2 separate regions of the Homo sapiens genome follow, and region 1 is linked to region 2. Evidence: chromatin loops called from intact Hi-C (ENCODE). Cell type or tissue: tibial artery. All regions are shown on one strand. Each heading gives the region's core, and the rest is flanking DNA. Links, peaks and the distances in the headings are about the cores only. Region 1 has its middle 9.1 kb from the start of DRC11. Region 2 has its middle 69 kb from the start of ACKR3.

Region 1 (12,028 bases), core at 4,952-8,951, 120 kb before region 2:
AGCAAATAAATTACTTGATGATGAAATACAGACAATCAAAAGATACAAATCAGGTGAAAAAGATTAGCATAATACTCAATATGAGAAGACGGTGGAACAAGGTTTCTCAATTCTGCAAGAGAACAAATATAGTTCCTCTGTGATTATATCTTAGGAGCTTTGCCAGTTGCTGCACTTAATGACCTCTTGTTCTCTGTCAGGAAGTATTTGGGACCTGACATAGATCATTTATTAAATCTTATTAACTTTGTGAGGTAGGTAATATTTTCTTCCCCCCACCAACTTTTTTTTTTTTGAGATGGAGTTTCGCTCTTGTTGCCCAGGCTGGAGTGCAGCGATGTGATCTCGGCTCACTGCAACCTCCACCTCCTGGGTTCAAGCTATTCTCCTGCCTCAGCCTCCTGAGTAGCTGGGATTACAGGTACCCACCACCATACACGGCTACTTTTTTGTATTTTTAGTAGAGACGGGGGTTTCACCATTTGGCCAGGCTGGTCTTGAACTCCTGACCTCAGTGAAACCCAGAGAAGTTAAGCAACGGTATGTCCAAAGCCATACTCAAAATGATCATGTAGTTGGTATTCAAGTCACCTGGTAGTCTGGATTCAAAGATAACACACCTATTATCTTTTTGTTGGTAGCAACACCTACCTTACTATTTGTTTAAAAAAATAGGTTTTCTGCGAGACAAATGTTACTAAAAGCTGGTTCTCATAACAACCCATCCTTTAGGAAAAATCACTGCTACCTAGGTACATGGATACAGTAGAAAAGGTTACTTTATCCTCAACATTTAATAATTCATACAGCCTCAGAACCAGACTGCCAGGTCCCTGGGGAAATTAGTCTTCTCAGTCTTCTTGCTACATGTGACATTTGGGCAAATATTTATTGATACTTGTTCTGTGAAAAACACAATACTCAACACCATGCAATAGAAAAAAAGTTGGCTCCGATAGGAAGAATTCTGCCTGCAGGAGTGGAGGAGAGGAGGGGATCATTCAGCAGAACACAGGCTTCTCATCACACGTGCATTTTCACGTGGGGTAATAGGCCTGGAAGGGCTGTTCCAGGTTGGTCGTCAGATCTGCTTCCTTCAGATTCGTCCAGCCCCCAGGACCCTGCCACCTCCTAAGCATCCCTTCTCTGCCAACACACTTGCAGTGAGAGGGGCGCCTGACCCCTCTGGGAAGCCCATTCTGGTTTCGGAAAACTCTCACTATTGCTCTTTGGTTTTACATTGAAGCTCCAGGGAAAAACAGAACAATCCAATCCCTCTTTTTTTTTTTTTTGTTTGAGACGGAGTCTCGCTCTTGTTGCCAAGATCTTGTGCGATCTTGACTCATGGCAACCTCCGCCTCCTGGGGTTCAAGCGATTCTCCTACCTCAGCCTCCCGAGTAGCTAGGATTGCAGGCATGTGCCACCACATCAGGCTATTTTTTTTTTTTTGGTATATTTAGTAGAGATGGGGTTTCTCCATGTTTGTCAGGCTGGTCTCAAACTCCCGACCTCAGGTGATCCACCTGCCTTGGCCTCCTGAAGTGCTGGGATTACGGGCGTGAGCCACTGTGCCCGGCTTCCAATCCCTCTTTTATGGGAGCAGTCTTTGAAAAATTTAAGCCCATGTCCACCTGTCCACCTGCACCCCCCGCCCCTAATCAAAGTCCTCTTGGTTACAGAGTAAGAACCCTCAGCTTCTTCTACATTACAAGATTTTAAGTTGTCCTTCCCTCTGTGATGCTGTTAACACAACTTAGCATCCTTCAGACATAAACCAATGAAACAAAAGCTTCTAGTGGGAGGTGGTAGGCATTTCATCAAGTAGCAAAAGGGGCCCTTCCTTGAGTCTCCACACCTTAGATCCATTGTAGGGCGGTCACGCCACACCGATGACTCATGATGCCCATAGTCAGCTAACCCCCCAAAACTGCCTACAGTGTCTCCTGCTGAATGTCTCCTCTGTTATTCAGTGCATACATCATCCCATCCAGTTCCACGTCATCCCTCAAATGATCCATGCTATTGATAAACATGTTCTCAATGACAAAGCCAGGGCGCCCCACAGCATGGCACCAGAAATGAGTTCAAGTTAGCACCAATCCACAAGTTATAAACCTGCCAGCTGTGCTATCATCTGGCTTGTATTCCTCCTTGCCCTCAACAAATCCATGAGATAAGGATTTTCAAGCGCACAGTAATATGCAGCTATATCCTAGCTATAGCATTGCCTTATGTATTATGTTAGTAACTACAGAAATTTACAATTAGGCTGATCTGGCATGTCTTGTTTTTGGAAAATCCAAGATGATAATACTTGTTATCTCTGCTTCCTTTTCTAAAAACTCACAAATCATTTTAATGGTCTGGAATATTTCCTGTGATCACATGAAGTTCACTGGGCCAGAACCTGACCTATTTTATTTTAATGAGTCATCAGTCACTCAGAACCGCACAATTCTCTCCTGTAGTTTTTTTCATTATGCCATGACAATTCAGCCAAACCAGGGAACTTGTTTCTTTACCAGGCCTGAACCGGGGTTAAAGGGTCCCAAAGCAGCTCATCTGTCTACACCTCGGTCTAAGACAACTCAAGCTGCAACAGGAAGCAGGGCCTTTTCCTGCCACACGGTGGCAGGCCAGCCACTAACCAGTCAAAGTGGGGAGGATGCAATGCTTCCTGCTGCCACCTTCTCACCCAAGGACCCAGGCTCCTTCCTCACCTCCTTCGCTAACACCCCCTCCCATTTCCCCCAGTAACGGTAAGACTAAAGCATGACAAGACAGGAATACACTGTACCAAAAGATGAGGCTGTAAATACCAAGCACAGTGGACTGAGACCTTGCCCAGGAAGGCTCCTGGCAGCTTGCGGGAGAGCACTGGCCATGGAACTGACCATTAACATCCACCAAGGAGAAGCTACTTCCTTGAAGGGCCAGAGCAGGTCCTGGGCTTCCAGGGAGGACCAGAGCTCTGCTCCATCCACCCTGGTCTCTCTATCCTACTCAGTTCCATTCCAGGGTCCCATCCTGCCAGGCCTGAGTGATATTAATAAGCTTATTTTCTCTTCTTACATGAAAACTCTGAGCTTACTTGTTTAGTAACCATTCTGTGTACCTTGCTAGGCATCTGAGGTCCAAATCATTATTTTGATTCACTTTTCAAATAATTTCCTCTAAATTGGTCACTATTTCTTCCACAATTACTATGTTTTTGTCCTAAACAGTTGATGCCTTATTTTATGTCAAATGTACATGTCTTTATACAGCCTCATAATCAGACTGCCAGGTATCTGGGAAAATGTTTTTTTCTCCGTGTTCTCAATATGTATGAATTCAGTTGGGCAAATATTATGGACACCCATACTATGCCAATCACAATACTCAATGTGGTGCAATAGAAAAAGAAACCTTTGATAGGAATTCAGCCTTCAGGGAGTGGAGTAGAAGAGATAAAGGTAGGGGGTGATTAAATGTCACAGCACAAAGTCTTTTGGGAGTTTAGAAGAGAGAGGGGCTACTTTGCCCTTGGGAAAGTGGAAGGTGTTATGCTGGTGGGATTAGAGCTAGCTACGTAAAAGGTGAGTGGGGCTTTGACCTGAGGAAATGGGAGACCATGCCAGGTGAAGGAAACAACACGGCAAAGGTAGAGCAGCAGGAAAAGTACAGGGATATGTTCGTTCGAGAGCCAGTATTTGCCTTTGACCTGGGAATCGACTCAGGCCAGATGTTATATGGACTTGATAGCAGGCCGAGAACTTTGGACTGAATTGTACGGCGACCCTCAAACTATGGAGGTTTATGTGAGCAAGATAATTGCTCACAGGGTCATGAGGCAGGGGACAATTCAAAGACAAGAAGTAGAGATGAGTGGATAAACAAAATGTGGTGTATATGTAAATAGAACAACATACAGCTGTAGAGAAGAATGAAGTTCTGACACATGCTATAGCATGGATGAACCCTGAAAATATTACGCTGAGTGAAATAAGCCAGACACAAAGGAACACACTTTGTATGATTCCACATCATATGAAATGTCTAGAACAGGCAAATTTGTAAAGACAGAAAGTGGATTAGAGGTTAACGGGCTGGTGGAAGGAGGGAGTGGGGAGTTATTTCTTAATGTGTACAGAGTTTTTGGGGTGATGAAAAATTTTGAAATATAGTGGTGATGGTTGTACAACAACATTGCGGATGTAATTAATGTCACTGAATTACACACTTACAAAGCTAAAATGGCACATTGTATATTTGAGAGAGAGAAGCATGACAAGACAGAAATACACTCTACCAAAAGACCAGGCTGTAAAAACTAAGCACAACAGACTGAGGACCTCGCCTAAGGCTCCTGGCAGCTTGGGGGGAGGCACTGGCTATGAACTGATCATTGACATTGACCAAGGAGAAGCTAACTGATACCTAGACATTTTTGAATGAGAAACGAAGAATAGAGGAGAAGGTATAAAATGTTGAGAAAGTACAATTCATGGGATTGCGGTGTGGCTCAGAGAGGGAGAATTCTGAGCTGAGCTGAGGCTTCAGTGGCAGGTGGCTCGAAGGAGCAGAGCTGGAGGTTGGGCTGGGGAAGGAATGGAGGCTGAAGAATGGAGGAGCTAGAGCGAGTAAGTACAGAGACACCTACTGAAGCTTGGTGAAGGAGACAGGAAGGTAGCTCAAAAGTGATAAGCATATGGGAAGATGTTTCAAATTAGGGAGTCAGAAACTTATTTTTAGGATAAATGGAAAGAAAGAATTTGAAGATGTATTCCTCTGCCAAGTGCACGTCAATTTTTAAACCCTGGTCTAGAAGCACTCTTCTGGGATATAATTTGCACTGGCATCTCACCACCCTTATTTCTTTCCAAGAAATCCCAATACTCTGTGTTCTCACACCATACATAGACCCTTCCCTGAGAGTTTTGGTGGTGTGATTCAGCCTTTAAGGAACCAGCTGGAGTAAGTGGCAGAGTGCTGTTTTGGTAAGTCTTGAAAAGGTTTCTGTAACACCCCAGAGAAAGGCCAGGAAGGCATCATGCCTCTCTTATTGGCCAGGGCACAGTGGGGGTCACCCAGTGTCACACTGTGTCCCTTCCTTCCTAATTATAGGTTTCCTAAAACTCTCGCAATGTGTGGATCATGCCTATGAGTCTGTAGAGCCCAGGATGCTGCTTATTTTCGTTTAATATTTTACTTAGTTTATTGATGCTCAAAACTAGGTAACAATGTAGTCAGGCATGTTATAAGCTGGTTGTTCATTAGAAAATAAAAACTGGGCATTTGATTACTGTAAAATTGTAGTCAGTTGGAGCAACTGTTCCTGATTGTTCCATTTTCTCTTTCTCTTTCCTTCTTTCTTTCTTTCTTTTTCTTTCTTTCTTTCTTTCTCTCTTTCTCTCTTTCTTTCTCTCTCTTTCTCTCTCCTTCCTTCCTTCCCTCTCTCTCTCCTTCTTTCTTTCTTTCTTTCTTTCTTTCTTTCTTTCTTTCTTTCTTTCTCTTTCTCTCTTTCTCTCTCTTTCTCTCCTTCCTTCCTTCCTTCCTTCTCTCTTTCTTTCTTTCTTTCTTTCTTTCTTTCTTTCTTTCTTTCTTTCTTTCTTTCTTTCTTTCTTTCTTTCTTTCTTTCTTTCTTTCTTTCTTTCTTCAGTTTCCCTTTTGTCTCCCAGGCTGGAGTGCAATGGCACCATCTCGGCTCACTGCAACCTCTGCCTCCTGGGTTCAAGTGATTCTCCTGCCTCAGCCTCCTGAGTAGCTGGGATTACAGGCGCCCACCACCACGCATGGCTAATTTTTGTATTTTTAGTAGAGACAGGGTTTCACCATGTTGGCCAGGCTGGTCTCAAACTACTGACCTCAGGTGATCCATCATCTTGGCCTCTCAAAGTGCTGGGATTATAGGCATGAGCCACCGCGCCCGGCTGATTCTTCCATTTTCTAACAGTGTGACTTGGATAAAGTCCAGTAACATTTCTGAACCCAAGTCTATCTCTCTACAAAGGGAAGAATACCCACTGTGTCACTCAAAGCATTGTGATGGAACTCCTTGAATGGTTTTTAAGTTGCCTTTTGCTAGAAAACTGGTGTGACCTTGTGTACTTAGTATCCAGGTGATCATTTGACTCACATGTTTTATATTCCAGAGATTTCGTTCACGAAGTGTTTTTCTGAAAACTCAGTGTTTGTAGCGTTGTTGGAAATTTTCCTCACGTCCTCACTGAATTTGTATTGAAGGAATCGAGTCTTTGAAAGATGGGTTTACCTCCCTGTTTAATAAGTCATAAGTCTGTCGTTTGAGTTGTCCCTGAGTGTGAGTCCTGGAGTTTGAGAACAGTGACTGCTGTGATCCTACCGTGATTTGATGGGCACTTCTAGGCACAGTGAAAGGGAAGTGGAAGTTTCTGGTTGACTTTGATTCAGTTCCAACACGTTCCTCAGGTAGGCCTGCAGAACTGCAGAGAGTGAAGTCAGCGGAGATGAAAGTGAAAAGGTGTAAAGTTCACATTGAATTTGAAGGCCTTCTCCTCTAAACTTAGATGTAAGAAACATTTTCTATGCTTCTAAGTATAAAATGTCATTCTACATAAGAGGTGTATTTTAAAATGTCAGATATTAAACTGTCTGCGGTAACATTCCACTTTTCATGTCTAATGTTATGTCTGTATGAAAAGAAATGGATGAAATGCTAAGCTTGTTCAATTCGAATACATACCTGGAACTAAATCAAATGTGTTTCACTAATTCATAATCATTAAAAGTAAGCATTGGTAGACCCTTGGCCTAATACTTCGAGATCTAACATTCACAGTTTTGTCTTATTCTGAGCCACCCCTAAGGTCGATGGCATGTTATAATTTAATGCGGACAGTTCTACTTCCCTCAGAGGATTGCTGTAAGGATTAAATAAACAATGTATGTAAAGCACTTGGCACGAATTTAAACCAGCATGCTCTTGTGTGGCTGGCAGTCCTGTAAGCTACTGGGGAAGTCTAGAGGGCTGCTGAAAATCGGCATCTCAGTTAGCCGTATTCCTCAGTTTAGGCTTCACAGAAATCCCAGGTGTCAAAGACCCGTTCCATACAGGGTGTTCCGTTGAGGGCTCATAACATGCACATTGCATTCAGAACAATGATAACTACAAACTCCTGCAACAGCTGACACCAACATTCCCAAACAGCAAACAGTTTTGGTTGTGAATCTTGGCTTCTCTCCAGTCTGTTCCCGTAACATATCAACGCATAGTTTGCACTGGAAATGAATCTGAGTTGATAGATTTTGTTGAGAATATGCTAGTAAACTAATTTAAAGGGATATGAGCAATGTGTATGTAACCTTCTGAATAGAGTTCCAAAGAGAATAGATCTCACAAACACCAAAGCCATTTTACGTCAAATAAACATCACTTCCACTGGGAAATGAGTGTAAATTTGTGTGTGTGTTTCTTATGAGCTGCTGCTATTATCTATTAATAAAACTGCCCAGTGTGAGAAAAAAGAAAAAGGAACTAGCTGGAGGCAGGATGTTGGTTTTTTTTTTATTATTATCCTGTTTTTTTCACAAACACTGAGGCAGCTTTTGTAATCCAGATGCAGAGAAGGTCACTTTTCAATTGTTTTAACACCTGCTGTCTATTAAAATGAACACAATTTCCACAAGCCATTGATAAATTCAGTCTGAAACCTACCTCAAGTGACGGTTTCCTTTATTTTGATAAAACTTTTGAATAAATAATGTGTCTGTCCAATTTCTGGTGTGTGTGTTTGCTATTTGACTCTCATATCCCTCCTCTTACTATTTTATTTTCACAGTGCTTATAACAAAACAATAGTTTTTGGTACTGACAGTAGAAAGCTAATTACAAATAACAGCTGTGTTGTTCATAAAACAAAAGTGAAGCTAGGGCACAATGGTGCACACCTGTAACACCAGATACTTGGGAGGCTGAGGCAAGAAGATCGCTTGAGCCCAGGAGTTTGAGGCTGCAGTGAGCTATAATGGTGCCACTACCTGAGCGACAGAGCGAGACCCCATCTCTTAAAAATGTGACACACTTAGTCATTAATGAGACATACTTAAAGTCTTGAATTGGCAATGGCTCTGACTACATCAGCAATATGTAATTTAAGAGCAGAGAAAATGTCTACTTAATCTATTAATTAATCATAGAATACCACCAGACTTAATAGAAATATAATCTTGGTTTAAAAAATATCAGGCAGGAGGCTGGTAAGAATTCTTGTAGGCTTGTTTCTTCCTCCCTCTGTCTGCCAAATGTCTGTCTCCTTGTCCTCTGCTCATTCTTTTTTTTTTTTTTTTGAGATGGAGTCTCACTCTGTCACCCAGGCTGGAGTGCAGTGGCACGATCTCAGCTCACTGCAACCTCCGCCTCCCGGGTTCAAGCTATTATTATGCCTCAGCCTTCTGAGTAGCTGGGATTACAGTCACCCACCACCATGCCCTGCTAATTTTTGTATTTTTAGTAGAGATGGGGTTTCGCCACGCTGGCTAGTCAGGTCTCGAACTCCTGACCTCAAGTGATCCACCCACCTTGGCCTCCCAAAGTGCTGAGATTATAGGCGTGAGCCACCATGCCCTGCCCTGCTCACTCTTCCTACTGAGAAGTGCAGCACTTCTTGGATGAGGCATTGCTCTGTCCCAGGGCTGGAGGAGCAGCAGCCCTCACTGCAGGCAGAACGCTGCTAACCCTCGCCTGTCAGCTTCCCCCAAGGCGTCACACTGGTCTAGACCCCGTGCAGTCTGTTGCTGCTGTGGAGGTTTACATATTAAAGCCATCCTGGGCATGTGTCTGCCTAGTGTATTCTCAGGGAGTTGTTTACTTACACTTTCCATGCTACGAAAATGGTTTCAGATTTTGTAGATGTCCTGGGACATGAAATGCAGGTAAAAATACTAAATAGCTACCTTAAAAAGACTTTTTATAAAAGTATAAGTGCAGTAAAGTGGGCAACTCTTTAGCGTACAGCTCAATGCATTTTCACAATTCGAAAACACCCGTGTATGAAATACCCAGATCGAGACTCACGAGAATAGCAGAATCCCAGAGGCTCCCAGAGGACCCCTTCCAAACCCATTCTATCCCTCCTTCCCAAAGGCAAATGCTGCCTGACTAACACCAAAGGTTAATTTTTCCATTGTAAAGAAAGACTTCATATATAAGCTTTATGGGAATGGAATTATACAGTGTACAGTTGACCCTTGAACAATGCAGGGGTTAAAAGGGCACCAACCCTCCAGGCAGTCAGAAATCTGAATGTAACTTTTGACTCCCCAAAAATGTAACTGCTACCCACCTACGATTAACCAGAAGTTTTACTGATAACATAAACTGTCCACTAACCCATATTTTGTTTGTTGTATGTATTGTATAATGTATTCTTACAATAAAGTAAGCTGAAGAAAAAGAAAATGTTATTAAGAAAATCATGAGGAGGAGAACATATATTGACTGTTCATTAAATGGAAGGGGATCCTCATCAAAGTCTTCATCCTCATCGTCTTCATGTTGAGTAGGCTGAGGAGAAGGAGGAAGAGGAGGAGATGGTCTTGTTGTCTCAGAGGTGGTAGAGGTGGAAGAAAATCCACATATAAGGGAACCCATGCAGTTAAAACCCACGTTGTTCAAGGGTCCACTTTATTCTTTTGTATCTAGCACCTTTCAACCTACTTATGATTGATCGTGAGATTCATTCACGTTCTTGCATGTAGATGTAGTTTGTTTTCATTGCTGTGTGTAGTATTCCACATATGAACAGATCACAGCTTATTTATCCATTCCACTATTGAGGGACAGTTGGGTTGCATGCAGGCTTAGGTTATTGGGAGTAACACTGCTGAGATCATTCACATACATATCTTTCAGTGCACACACATACTCCTTGCTGGACTATGGGGTATACACATGTTCAGCCTCAGAAGACACTGACAAAAAAGTTTTCCACCATGTTTCTACCAATGTTTTCTTCCATTTTACCAATAAGAGTTCTGGTTGATTCCCAGGCTTCCTAACCCTTTGTATTTTCTATCTTTTTCTTTATTTTTAGAGTTGTAGTGTCATTCTCTCATAGGGCAGCCGTCTCCAACCTTTGTGGCACCAGGGACTGGTTTTGTGGAAGACAATGTTTACATGGACCATGGGGTGGGGGGCATGGTTTTGGAATGAAACTGTGCCTCTCAGATCATCAGGCATTAGTCAGATTCTCATAAGGAGAACACAACCTGTCTCCTTCTCATGAGCAGTTCACAACACGGTTCACAGTTCTGTGAGAATCTAATGCTGCCACTGATCTGACAGAAGGCAGGGCTCAGGTGGTAATGCGAGCCATGGCGAGCAGCTTTGCTTTCTCACCTGCCACTCACCTCCTGCTTTGTGGCCCAGTTCCTAACAGGCCACGGACCGGTACTGGGGGGTGGGCGTCCGGTTACAGGGGCTTTAATTTGCATTTCTCTGGTAAGAATGGTACTGAGAATCTTTCTGTGTACCTCTTTGACCGTCTGGATATTTTGTGAAGTGCCTATGGAAATCTTTTGACCCACTTTTATTGAATTTCCTCTATCTTTTTCTTATTGTTTGGTAGAAGATATTTATGTATTCTGGCACAAGTCTATGTTGAATGCCTTTATTGAAAAGATCTCCTCCCACCCTGTGGTTTTCGTTTTCTCTTTTTAAATGGTGTCTTCTAATGAACAGATTTTCCTAATTTTACTGAAATCTAATGCATCAACATTTTCTTTAAGATTAGTGCGTATTTGATGTTCTCTTTAAGAAATTTTTTACAAACTTCAAGGTGAAAAAAAATTCTTCTATATTATGTTCTAAAAGCTTCATTGCTTTATCTTTCACATTTAGATCTGTAATCTATTGAGAATTAATTTTTCTATGAAAAATGTGTGTGTGAAGTAGATGGATTGAATTTCTGTCTTTTCTATATTAAAATTCAAATCAATCAGCACTATTGATAAAAAGACCATCCTGGACCACCTGTAGTCCCATCTACTCGGGAGGCTGAGGCAAGAGGACTGCTTGAGCCTAGGAGGTTGAGGCTGCAGTGAGCTGTGATTGCACTACTGCACTCCAGCCTGGGAAACAGAGCATGACCCTGTTTCTGAAAAAAGAGAGAGAGAAACAGAGAAAGAGAGAGAGATGGAGGGAGGAGGGAGAGAAGGAGAGAGTGAGAGAGACAGAGAGAGAGAAAGAAAGAGAAAGAGAGACAGAAAGAGAGGGATGGAGGAGGGAGAGAGGGAGAGAGTGAGAGAGACAGAGAGAGACAGAAAGAGAGGGATGGAGGAGGGAGAGAGGGAGAGAGTGAGAGAGACAGAGAGAGAGAGAAAGAAAGAGAGAAAAAGAGAAAGGAAGGAAGGTGGGGAGGAAGGAAGGAAGGAAGGAAGACCATCCTTTCCCCACTGCTCTGCAGTGATACCTTTGTCACTAGTGAGGTGTCCATATATGTGTGGGTCTCTCTCTGAAGGGCTGCTGGATTTTGTTGAATGCTTTTCTGCATGTTTAGAATGATCATATGATTCTCTCTGTTCTGTTAATGGAGTGAGGTACATTGATTGATTTTTGTATGCATGTCTGGGGTAAGCTGCACTTGGTGGGTTACACTTATTATACACTGCTCAATTTTGCATGCTAAGATATTGTTGAAGATTTTTGCATCTACATTTATAGTTTTTAATTTTCTTTCTTTTAATATCTTTGTCAAGTTTTGTTATCAGGGTTATTTGGACCTCATAAAATAAATTAGGAAGTGCTCCTTTTCCTGTATTTTTTGAGAGTTTCTGTTATATTGCTATTTTCTTCCTTAAATGTTTGATAGAAGCCATCTGGGCTTGAAATTTTCTTTGTGGGAAGCTTTTGGCTAAGAATTCAATGTCTTTAATAGATATAGCACTATTCAAATTTTCCATTTCTTCCTAGTTTTGATAAGTTGTACCTTTCAAGTAATTTTATTATTTCATATAAGTTGTGGGGTTTACCATATGAAGTTGTTCATAATATTCCACATTATTCTTTTA
Region 2 (12,028 bases), core at 2,737-6,736:
CATCCTTTGCTTGTTTGCTTGGAGAGACTTGGGGTAGCACCATCACACATTTTCTAGATGGTCCCTCCATTTGGGTTCGTCTGTGGTTGTTGTCATGGTTAGATCGGGGTTGTGGGTTTTTGGAAAGAGCCCGCAGAGGGGACGTGCCCCTCTTGTCACATCCTGCCAAGGGTATAGGCGGTTAGTGTGATGTGTTCCTGAGGAGGGAGATGGAGTCTGGGCTCCACACACCTGTGCTAAGCGTCTCTTGTGTGCTGAGCAGAGTGGAAGCTCTGAGGATTTGGAAGAGGATGAGACAGGCCTCATGGAGCTCACAGCCATGGTGTGGAAAGGATAGGAGCATCCACAGGGCAGCTACGCATAAGTCATGTGAGCTGAGCAGGGCAGGAGTTCAGAGGGGCATACATTAGCTGACCTTGTGGGGGCTAGGACCATTCAGAGAGGATGCCCGAGTGGGGTTTCAAAGGATGAATAGGAGCTGGTCAGGCAGGTAGTCAGGGGGTAGTGCAGGCAGAAGGATGAAGAGATGAAGAGGAGTGAAGATGGGCTGGGAACAGTGGTGGCTTTGCATTCCTGGGATACAGTGTGGATAAGGCCAGGGGGAGCTGCTACACAGAGGGAGGACTTGCGGTTCATGCCTAGGGTCCTGGTCTTCCTTCTGTAGGCTTAGAGGCTGCCCAGTGTTCCGGTGGTCATGGAGCTGCTTGATGCAACATGGAGGGTGGGCTTGATGGGGATGTGGGTGGTGAGAGAGCAGACAGGGAGCCAGCTAGAAGCTTTTATCAAAGTCTTCCCAAGAGAGGTGGAGGAGGGTCTGCAGAAGGAGGTGTCTACTGGGGGCAAAGGAGTGGACAAGCTGAGAAATTCAGTGGGGAGGACAGAGGGGACTCGGAGTCTGAGTGGAGACTCGGGGCAAGCCTGAGACCCAGGGGAGGTGACACCCTCACTGCTTTGGGGTGCATGGACGGTGGGGGCGATATCCTGGCCAGGAACTATAGCCAGGAGAGCAGGTTTCCAGGAGAGAGGAGGCAGCGGGGACTGGCCCTTCTGGGAGAGAGGGGGCAGTGGTGACCAGCATGATGTGGACAGTTGAGGGAATTGGATGTGTGTGTCTGGAGCTGGGATGGAGAACAGGGCCAGAGGTCATTGGTCTGTACTGGGTGGGGAGCAGGGGGAGAAGGTGAGAGATGTGGAAAGAGGGTCCTACAGTGTGAGCATTGCAGAAAGCCAGGAGTAGAAGCCCAGGAAACATGAACAAAGGAACAATTCACCAGGTCTACACATATGCAACCACATCAACAGTATTTGAGTATGCTGGATAAATTTCATTACTATGCCTTTAACATTCTGGAACATTCATTGAATGGGTTTAGAGGCTACCCACTCTAACTCAACACCCACGTTAAGATCTGAATCAATACATTCAATGACCTACTCCTGGTTTGGGAAGAAAGCGAAGTCTTTGGCTGACGTTGACTAGAGTTGGGAGGAAACGTGGCAACTCTCTTAACAGAGAACCCCTTTATTCTGGTGTAAGGGGTGAGCCGGAGGCAGGAGCACCGCCTTATAATAGCAGCTCCCAACTAACATGCAGGGCGACTTCGGGCTGGCCTCCCAATTTCTCTGGTCGATGTCCTCAGCTCTGAGGTCGGGGCTGGCGGGGCGGCGGCCGGGTCGATGTCTTCAGCTCTGAGGTCGGGGCTAGCGGGGCGGCAGCCGAGCACTCTTTGTGCTCCACAAATCGCTCTACTTCTTTGTTTTCCCATCATTCTCTTCCTAGCTCTAAAACACAGGTGAAGGATTAATAACGTGGCAGGTTAATTAACTTTCCATATTTTCTTTTCTCTCCCACTTCCCTGTTCCTCTAAGCAGGTGACAGGTATATGTGATTTATCTGTCCTGCTGTTGTCACATTTTCTATTGTAATTCCCTCAGTCTTGGACCAGTGATCTGGAGACCTCACTATTTCTTCCCGGATTTCTGTAATTTTTGCAGAGGCTGCTTCCTGCGCCTTCCCTCTGAGCATCAGGCTCAACTCACCAGAGGCAGCGGAGCGAAGCCCCAAGCGTTGGTGACAGCTGATATGTTCCACACGAGCTGTGGAATGATCTGCATTAAATGAGGATTTATGATCAATCCTCATAAATTAAGGCTGCCTCAGAAGCCCAAGGTGAGGCCCATGCTAGTGAGCCTTTGTTAATTAGCATGGGGAAGCATCCTCACTTAGTCCAGGAAAGCAATGAGTGTTTGTTACAAGTGCCTGTTTCGATTTCATGGTGGTTGTAGCTGGTGTTGATGCCACAGACCCTCTGGGTGGCCGCTGCTTGCCGTGGGTCACCCTATGGGTGGGGGCCTGTGTTCCCTGAATAGACAGAGTCTACTCAAGGGAACTGCCTCTTTCAGGGTCAAAACCCAATGCCATCTCTAGGTACTCTGTGCTCTGTGCCTTGCCAGGTGTGTACCTGTCACAGTTATTGAACTTTTCCTCTTGTAAAGTGGGGATAATGCCTCCTCTGGAGTGGGTTGAATAGCATCCCCTGCCCAATATATGTCTATATCCTAACCCCTCGTAACTGTGACTGTGGCCTTATTTGGAAATAGGGTCTTTGCAGATGTAATGAAGGCTCTTAACATGGTATTGTCCTGGATTAGGGGAGGCCTAAACCCAATGATGGATGTCATTACAAGCAGAGGAGAGGACAAAGAGAGACACAGAGAAGGGGGCCGTATGCAGAGTTTGGAGAGATGCAGCCCCAGGCCAAGGGATGCAAAGGTTGCAGGAGTCACCGGCGCTGGGAAGATGCAGGAAGGGTCTTGCCCTAGAGCCCCTGGAGGGAGCAGAGACCCTGCCATCCTTCATTTCTTACTTTTGCACTTCTGAACGATGACAGAGCAAATCCCTGCTTTTTATTTTATTATTTATTTATCTTTTGAGACAGAGTCTCGTTCTTTCGCCCAGGCTGGAGTGCACTGGGGAGATCTCGGCTCACTGCAAGCTCCGCCTCCCCGGTTCACGCCATTCTCCTGCCTCAGCCTCCCGAGTAGCTAGGACTACAGGTGCCCGCCACCACGCCCGGCTAATTTTTTTCTTTCTATTTTTTAGTAGAGACGGGGTTTCACCGTGTTAGCCAGGATGGTTTCTATCTCCTGACCTCATGATTCGCCCGCCTCGGCCTCCCAAAGTGCTGGGATTACAGGCGTGAGCCACCGCGCCCGGCCGTCCCTGCTTTTTAAACCTGCCTGGTTTGCGGCACATTGGTAGGGTAGCCACGGGAGGCCGGTGCACACTCCTCTCACACATCGGGACGGTGTGAAGTGGGTGAGAGCACATGTCTGACACAGGCTGGCGCAGAGCCAACCCGCCGCACCTGCTGGGCCCCACCGGCTGTTATCCTGCCTTATCCACCCGCCCTCCCCACTCCCGAAGAAGGGCTCTGCCCTCTGCCTGGGGCTACATGGACAGTCCTCAAGAAGCAGGGCTGGGGGCCTTTCTGGCCTTTGCCCGTGGGCCTTGCACTCTCCGTGACAAGGCGACACAGGCAGCAGGCCTGGAGCCAGGAGGAAAAACATTATTTCTAATTCCTGATTATTTGATCATTTTATTGTAATAAACTTTGAAGGTGTGGTAAGCCATGCCAACTGTTTTGTGGGGTGAACTGGGGTGTGTGTAAACTCATAGGGTCATTAATTCCCTATGAGGCTAGCAGGTGGTTAAAATAGCACCCCACCTCGTGGGCGTGTTGGCATCAGCTTTTGTTGTGGTTCTGTGATGGGGTGAACTGGAGGGGCCCCAAGAAAGGCCAGAGGGTCATTTGTTGGGGCCAGAAAGGCCTTTCCTGGGGTCCTTACCACAGTAGGGCTTAGGGGTTCCCATCCTAGGCTGGACAAATGTGGAGTTTTAAAACTGGACTCCTGAGTGCCACCAGAACAACTCAGTCTTCTGGGAAGTGCCTTGCAAATGCATTCTGGGGGTCTTCAAGAGCTCCCGGGGGTAGCTGAGGAGAAGTTGGCTATGAGATCAGGTCTCAGGAGAGAGCCCTCTAGCGCTGGGAGCCGTGGGCAAGGGAGGTCACTGCCCCACACAGAGAGGGTCATCTACCACTCTTCTCCACAAGATCCCTGTTCAGCGGGGACCGCAGTCAGGGAGCTAGGTGGCTTCCCACTTTGCAGGGCAGCAGCAATGCTGATGGGACATGAAAACAGAGGAAGAGCTGTTGTGGGATGCTCAGTCATTCCTTGTGAGTCCACGTTCATTCCCAAGTCCACCAGGCAGGCCGGAAGCCTCCTTTTTGAAACAATTTTCAGTTGATTTGAAGCTTGTAGAAACCTATGAATAAAGAATGAAGTTAAGTGGGTGTCTGAGCAGTTTCAGATCGAAATCTCACCAAGGTTTTCAAATTGTAATAAGTCTTAAACACAGAATGGTTGATTTCAGCTCAGATGGATGTGGCGTGGGGTCAACAGAGTCCAGAAGAATCTGAATCTAGACCAGAATAGAGCAGTCCATGCCTACCAAAGGCAGCTTAGTGAGGAGCAGCCGGAAGGCTATAGGCCATGTGGTGTGCGTGTGTATATGTGCGTGTTGCTCTCTGTGTGTGTGTGAGCATCTGTGTGTGTGCACGTGCACATGTGTGCGAGAGATATCACGCAGCCACATAACAGTTCCCATTCTCATCCTCATGTGGTGGCTCAGTCTTTCTCAACAAATCCTGTTGTCAACCCCAGAAAATCCTGCACTTTCAAAAGGCCTCCAGAAAGTACTTTCCGTAAGAGGTTTGGAGAAGACACGGGCCATGCAGAACGCTGCTCCAAGAGGCTTCTTGGGTGCCATGAGCCACTTGGCACAACCACTGCCTACTCTGTGGCCTCCTCTGTGCCCTGAATCAGAAGCACACACTTGGCCCAGAAATACGTCTTCTCCATGGAGTGAGCAGAATGCGGGGGACTGTGTCAGGAGAGCTGGGTTTCATCCCCGGACTGGGGCCAAATGCCTGACAGATCACGGAGCCTGTGTGGTTCTCATCCCTCTTGCTTAGAAAGCGCGAAGGCTGCTCTTCCCCTAGGAGAATTCGTGGTGTATTTTGGGAATGCAGGGGGTGAGCTGGTCTTAACCTGGGACAGAATTCATCTCAGAGGAGCCCTCGTCCTTAAGGCATCTAAAACTCCTTCTCAGCATGTTTCCCTCTGACCACGTCCTTTCATTGGAACTCTCCCTGCCTGGTTTTCTCACCTCTTCTTCCCCTGCTACCTGCCATCTCTTTTTCTCAGACTCTTATGAGTTATCTTCTTCCCACCCCTGGCAGCTTCTATCCTTAGTTCTCTTCCCTTCCCATCTTCCCCCTGCCCCCACACCCCCCATCCCAGGCATCTCAGCTCTGCCCCAGCATCAGTGTCTGGAACAAGCTGGACACTGTTTCCATCTGTGCTGGCCCCATCCCATGGGCTCCAGGTCCATGATGTACCATGAGCAGGATGTCTCCAGTGGCAAGACCCTGAGTCACGTCAAACCAACCTTATCCCAAATACAATTCCTATCATACTGCCAGAGCCCTGAGAGCGACTTGGACTGAATCCTCTTCCTCTCCACCTCCTTCCCTCCTCCCCAGATCTGGCATCTGAGTCAGCTCCAGTCTGAGAGTAGCTGCTTTCAGACACAGACCAACATTTTCTCTTTTTTCCCTCCTCAAAGCTTTTGGCTGGATCCCCTCTCATTACGGCATCCGAGGTCTTCTTGGCTCACACTTTCTGGCCTCTTCCTGCATCCTGAGCTTCCACTCCACTAGCTCTGAACATTCAGTTGTCCCTGACCCCAGTTCTCCAGTGTATCCTTCTGCCTGGGTCCGTCTGGTTTCTTGGTGGACTTGTAATCACCCTTAAAGACCCTATTCAGGCCTGGCATGGTGGCTTGCACCTGTAACCCCAGAGACTTGGGAGGCTACAGAGGGAGAATTCTTTGAGGCCAGGAGTTCAAGACCAACCTGAGCAATGTAGTGAGGCCCTGTCTCTACAAAAAACAATTTGAATAAATAGCCAGTTGTGATGTGCATACCTGTAGTCCTACCTACTCTGGAAGCTGTGTCAGGGGATCACTTAAGCCCAGGAGTTTGAGGCTGCAGTAAGCTATGATTGCACCACTGCACTCCAGCCTGGGCAACAGAGTGAGACCCTCCTGCCACGGTGGGAAGAAGAGGAGAGCTCATAAGAAACTGAGAAAAAGAGATGACATGTAGAAGGGGAAGGAGAAGAGGTGAGGAAATCAGGCAGGGAGAGTTTCAAGGGACGGAAGTGGTCAGAGAGAAACAGGCCAGGCATGTTTTAGATGTGAAAACAGGTCTCGAGACTCTGACTCTAGAAAAAGAAAACAGACGCTGTTCAAAGGCTACCTGCTTTGGGGTAGCCTAAAGCATGGCCCCTGCACTCTCAACTCATGCTGCTTCGGCAAAGCAGGTCCTACTGTGCCGGGGTCATCTCTCTGCTCCGCTTGCCCCTCCTCCTGAAGGCTGTAGGAGTGCCCAGTGCAAGGACCACTCCTTATGCCTCTGCCTGTCCCTGGCCTTTCCCACCCTCTCACTCCAGCCCCCAGGCAGTCCTGTGCAGCCCGGGCTGGAGACACCTGTGAGCCCATCCACAGCCGGGCTTCGGGCAGTGGGGGTTGCAGGGGTGGGGGTGGGGCAGGAGGACACCTGCAGGCTCCTCACAGGGTCCAGTGCTGCTTTCCACCCTGCAGTGGGGACACCTGCTCCAGTTACTCTTGCAACACCATTATACTTTCTCTTCTCTTCTTCAATTTTATTGTTTCCTCTCTCTCCTTCTCTGAGTTCTAGGCAAAAGGGAAAAATGTTGTGGACAGGGTTTGGAGGGGGATGCGTGGGTCATCAGAACACGAGAAGGAATGAGAGAATTGTTGCTTTTTTTGTCTTCTTTTTCTGTTAACTTAGCTATGTATGCCTAGTGTTCCATTATTGGAACACTATGCATGCAGGAGTTATTTATATCCTACTGCTCAAGGTCATTGCCAAAGTCTGATTGCCAAAATTCAAAAAATTGCAACCTCAGGCATACATGGGTTAAAATCAAGATACAATTCTCATGCCATAAATTTCACCCTTTCAAAGTGTACAAGTCAATCATTTTCTATATTTACAAAGTTGTGCAAATATCACCACTCTAATTGCAGGAAGAAACCCATTGGCAGTCACTCCTCACTTGCTCTTCTCCCATCTTATTAGCTCCTAATTACAGCATTATAGACATCTTTTTCGGGGGAGGGGGGCGCTGGGGATAACATAAAAGTTAAAAAATATTTTACTTCTAATAAGTGTTAAATTATATAAATAACCCTAGTATCACAGACCTGACTGCAACGTGCACATGCTTTTGTGCACAGTGGTTTCAGGTGGAAATGTACGTCCCATAAGTTGATGTTTGCAAAGTGTTTAGAACTGTGCCTGGTACCTAGTAAGTGCCAGACTGTCTGCTAATGAGCTAACCAAATGGCAGCATTATCAGGAGAGGTAGGATTTCTGGACTGATGACAGACACAAGAATCCAAGTTTTCTCTAAAAGGATCAAATGGAAAATCCTATCTGTTCAAGTGTGGCCAAGCACCATATTTGAAACACAAGGTTGTCCTTAAGAGGGGGATGATTCCTTATTAAATGTTGGAAAGTATTCCTAGCCTCCCTCCAGGGAGAAGCCAGGGAATAGGACCGATTTCAAGAAAAATGCAGTCAAATGAAAGTAGAATTACAAGATTTTGCAACAATAATTCCAACAAGTGGATTCTTTCCATTCGTTATTAATTGTATTCCCACTGGACCCTTCAGAGTCGATGGTGTTTCTATTCTTATTAGCATCAATATTCATGAGGGTCTCTTGTCCCCTCTTCTGCAAGATGGAGGAGTTATAACAACATGGGTTTCTCATACAATGTTTTAAAATATAACTCTTAAAACTCTAACTTGGCTTTTGGAATTAACTTTTTTTTTTTTTTTTTTTTTTTTTTGTCGCCCAGGCTGGATGGAGTGCAGTAGAGTGATCTCGGCTCACTGCAGCCTCCGCCTCCCGGGTTCAAGTGATTCTCCTGTCTCAGCCTCCCCGACTAGGTGGGATTACAGTCGTGCACTACCACGCCCGGCTAATTTTTGTATTTTTAGTAGAGACGGGGTTTTGCCATGTTGGCCAGGCTGGCCTTGAACTCCTGACCTCAAGGTGATCCACCCACCTCGGCCTCCCAAAGTGCTGGGATTACAGGCATGAGCCACCGCGTCTGGCCATGGCTAGCAGGATGCAAGAAGACCTGGCTCTGAAGCCATGCTTAAGGACACTGTGCAATGGGGGACAAATCCGCAGGTGCTATGGGAACCCAGAGACCCAGCTGGAGGCTCTGGGAGGAATTCCATCTGGAAGCAAACATGCCGTGTCCAGAGGTCAGGGTGATCTGGCAGAGGCAGTGCTGGAAAGGAGTGTGTGCAACAGCAGGGCTGTGGCCCCAGCTGGAATCAGGGCTGCGGGTGGGGAGGCTGGAGGCAGCTTTCTGGAAATGACTTGGCAGGTAGGAGCAAGGTCCAGGTGGGAACCTTGAACACAGGGCAGAAGACAGAAAACAGGCTGGTACAACGGGACTCAGAAGTCAGGACCATGCAGGGCACGTGGTTTCCAGAAGTGAATAAAGGGGTGAATTGGCCACAGGAGGAGTTGGAGCCTGCACTGGCAGGAGAGGCACTGGGAGCAGTGCTGCCCTGGGGCCGAGTGGTCTGAGGAATGACGGAGGCCTTCTCTGTAATGCAGAGGGCAGAAGAATGGGGCCGCAGGAGAGTTCCCACAGCTGCAGCTGTGAGGAGAGGAGAGTCAAATCTGGGAAGGGCACCCAGCTGGTCTTTGCAGTGATGCAGTGTGAGTTCTCATGCCCGGTGGCCACTCTTCCCTGGCTGTGCTCCCATTTGGTCTAAGTGTGAGACACAGGACTGGATGCCGGGCTTCAGCAGTGGGCAGGCGGATGAGAATTCATGTAATGCCCAGCTCAAGGTGTGGCTCTGGAATAAGGCAGGCCTGGGTTTGAATCTCAACTTTCCCCCTAACCACTATCATGGCCGTGGAGCTGTTACCAACTCTTCTTGCACAAGGCTGATAACATGCACGTGTAAGGACGTATGAAATAATGTATGCAAACAGCATCTATGGTTACGACAAATGAAGCCCGTGAAAATCAGTTGATTGCGTTGGCTCGGTACTCTGCGTGTCCTGGCCCCCACATCAGTGTTCCTTAATCTTTTTTATTTTTAAAGGCACAAACTCCTTTCAAAGCCTGATTAAAGCTTTGCATGCTCTCCCCGCAAAACCCACGCATACATTTTTCAAGGAATTTCAGATGTTGTATGGACACTGGTGTTGAGAATTGCTACTCTTGACTTGAGGACAGGACTGCTTTTGTGACTGCCATCTTATCTGTCATTGCGCCATGTACAAGTATAATCCTACACAAATGCTTTAAAGATAGAATTTGCAAAACTGGCATTGTGATATGCAAGGCATCCTATGCATAGACAAAAACTAAAACCACCATAAAAGGCAAGTTGGGATAATTGGGGAAATTTAAGTTGGGCGGTAGAGAAGATGAGATTGTTAAATTCATGTTTCCATTCTTAGGGGTGATCACACCACTTCGGTCACCTAGGGGAAGATCCTTGCTCTCAGGGTGGAACTGTCAATGCTGTAGCTCCATGCTCCTGGGGTCTTACGGCTTTCTAGGTCCCCACTAGGAGTGGGTCATTTCCCTGGCCAGCTCCTGTGAGTGGTCAGTGAGAATCAACTTGCTCTATTCAATCTTCCCTTAACTTTGCCCCTCAAATTCCTAAGCTCTATGGAAGAAGATTTTACTTCTTTCATAAGAAGTGGAGAGTTTCCCTAAGCCCTCCTGGCCATGGTACAAATACTTTCTGAGCTGATGGGTTTCCAGCTCGTAAACGGCCTTGGCACTGGAGTGGGTCTTTCTTGCCATGTTTCCGAACTAAGCATCATTTCTTTACTTTCTTGATGGGAGTTGGGTTGGGTGTACCAGGATGAGGCATTCTGAATCCTCAAATATCTTGGGATTGATTCTTCCCTAAAAGGCTGTGGGCATGTGAAAAAAGTAAACACCGGGGAAGTTAGGAGGCTGGGGTCTGAATGAACTTATTCTGTGACCTTGGACAAAGCATTTGATTTCCCGGGGCCTCTGTGTTCTTGGAGGCTACCTAAGGTCAGTGGACTCAATGCCTCTCAGTGAGTGGTAAACGTCTGAGCCACTCGTGGAATATTACAACCACGCAGAAATCCCAAACTTCCAAACACATGCCTGGCTTCCACTCCTGGGAGCTCTTAATCAGCAGGCCTGGGGTGGGGCCCGGTCTAGGGGAAAAAGTCCGCGTAATATTCTGATGCACACGTCTGTTGGGGAACCACGGAGTGGAATGACGTCCAACACAGCTCCTGCCAGAGGAGGGGCTGTTAAGTGGCTTCCAAAACAAGCTGAGGTTCAGAAACACAGCCCCGTGAGGCTGACTCAGTGTTGGGGCCATTCACATTCTTCCTGGATGAGGTCGCGTCAGGCAGTGCTCTTTTCTCCTCCACCCGTAGCTTACAGATGTGGGGTGCCTCCCTCCAGCTGAGGGAGGGAGTGTTTTCACGCACGCTGGCCGGCCCTGTGCCTTCCAAGGGGTCGTTTGAACTCAAGTGCTGCAGTCGAGGCAAAGGAGTCCCTGGGATGACAGTTGAGGTGGGTTTCAAAGAAGCCTATTTTCAGCCCGGGAGGGGCCGGCTTCTGCACTCTCCGAGTTTCCCTGGAGTGCTGTCACCAGCCTCTGGCTGCCAGATTTCACAACCGGTGTCTGGGTTTGCTAGAATCACACCCCCTTTCCAAGGAGAAGCCAAGGCTTGACCTAGCCACGCTTTTTGTGTGTTAAACACGAAGCTGATTCTGCTCCCCAAAATGAGAATTAACATCCTGGGAGTGTCAGAGGCTGGTTTTCCTAAGGATTTTAGGGATTTTGGATCTTGTTTCTTCTAGGGTTCACATCTTAAAATATGGTAGCCCAAGTAATGAATTGCCTCAGAACACATTTATGCAGCCTCTAGTTGTCCTCTGTCCAACATCTCGAACAAACTCTGAATACCTTCCTTCTGGGCCCTTCTTTCTGAGAAGCCCAGGTGAAGGGCACTGATGCCTCAGTTGGGAGGGACTCCATGTTTGACTGGGTTGCGCGTCCTATAAACTGGCCACAGTTCTCCTCATGTTACCATGGTCCCCTGGCCATCACTGCCTTCCATGGCCCCTGGAAAGGAGTATTTCTGGCCCCTTGATCTCCTGAATGACACCAGGCAGCCCACCTGTGCACTCCAGGTACCATCTCCCCACGTCAGTCACGCTTCCAGACTCAGTCCTCCCGAATAGTACGCACTGCAGCCTATGAGAAAGCAGAGTAAAATGTTATCTTCAAACACTCACAAAGTATGTGTAGTGGATTGTATGGTGGCCCGTTTGAAAAAATATCTTCACATCCTAGTCCCTGGGACCTGTGAATATTACCATATTTGGAAAGAGTCTTTGCAGCTATAATTAAGCTAAAGATCACGAATGACAAGTGGTATGGTTTGAATGTGTCCCTCAAAAAGCATGTGCTGGAACACCTTCTGCCATGGGCTGATGCAGCAAGAAGGTCCTCACCAGATGCAGGCTCCTTGACCTTGGGCTTCTCAGCCTCCAGAACTTGAGAAATAAACTTCTTTTCTCTGTCAATTACCCAGTCTGTGGTATTCTGCTATAGCAGATGAAAATTGACTAATACAAGTGTCCTAATAAGAGGCATATAGAGGGGAGACACAGAGGACAAGGCAATGTGACTGTGGAGGGTAGAGATGGAAGTGATGAGACCACATGTCCAGGAATGTCTAGAGTTGTCAGAGCTGGAGGGGTAAGGAAGGACTCTCCCCTAGTGCCTTTGTGGAGAGCACTGCCCTGCAGACACTTTGATTTCAGACTTCCAGCCTC

What was found. A loop is a pair of places that touch in the nucleus more often than their neighbours do. Peaks named below come from ENCODE experiments on the same cell type or tissue, not always from the same donor. Only the 100,000 strongest peaks of a DNase experiment are listed, where the experiment ranks them.
Region 1: it touches region 2 in a loop (4-fold over the local background); 3 of 110 quality-filtered maps call a loop at or near these places.

What each region holds. Positions count from the first base shown.
Region 1 is chr2:236,510,514-236,522,541 of GRCh38, forward strand. No RefSeq gene overlaps it. Among named protein-coding and RNA genes, the nearest start is that of DRC11, 9.1 kb to the left of the region's middle. RefSeq lists an enhancer at 2,771-2,840. In tibial artery, for the core only: no CTCF peak of the experiment used is centred there; no DNase peak of the experiment used is centred there.
Region 2 is chr2:236,632,353-236,644,380 of GRCh38, forward strand. No RefSeq gene overlaps it. Among named protein-coding and RNA genes, the nearest start is that of ACKR3, 69 kb to the left of the region's middle. In tibial artery, for the core only: no CTCF peak of the experiment used is centred there; DNase peaks (open chromatin) are centred at 3,399, 4,199, 4,909 and 6,519.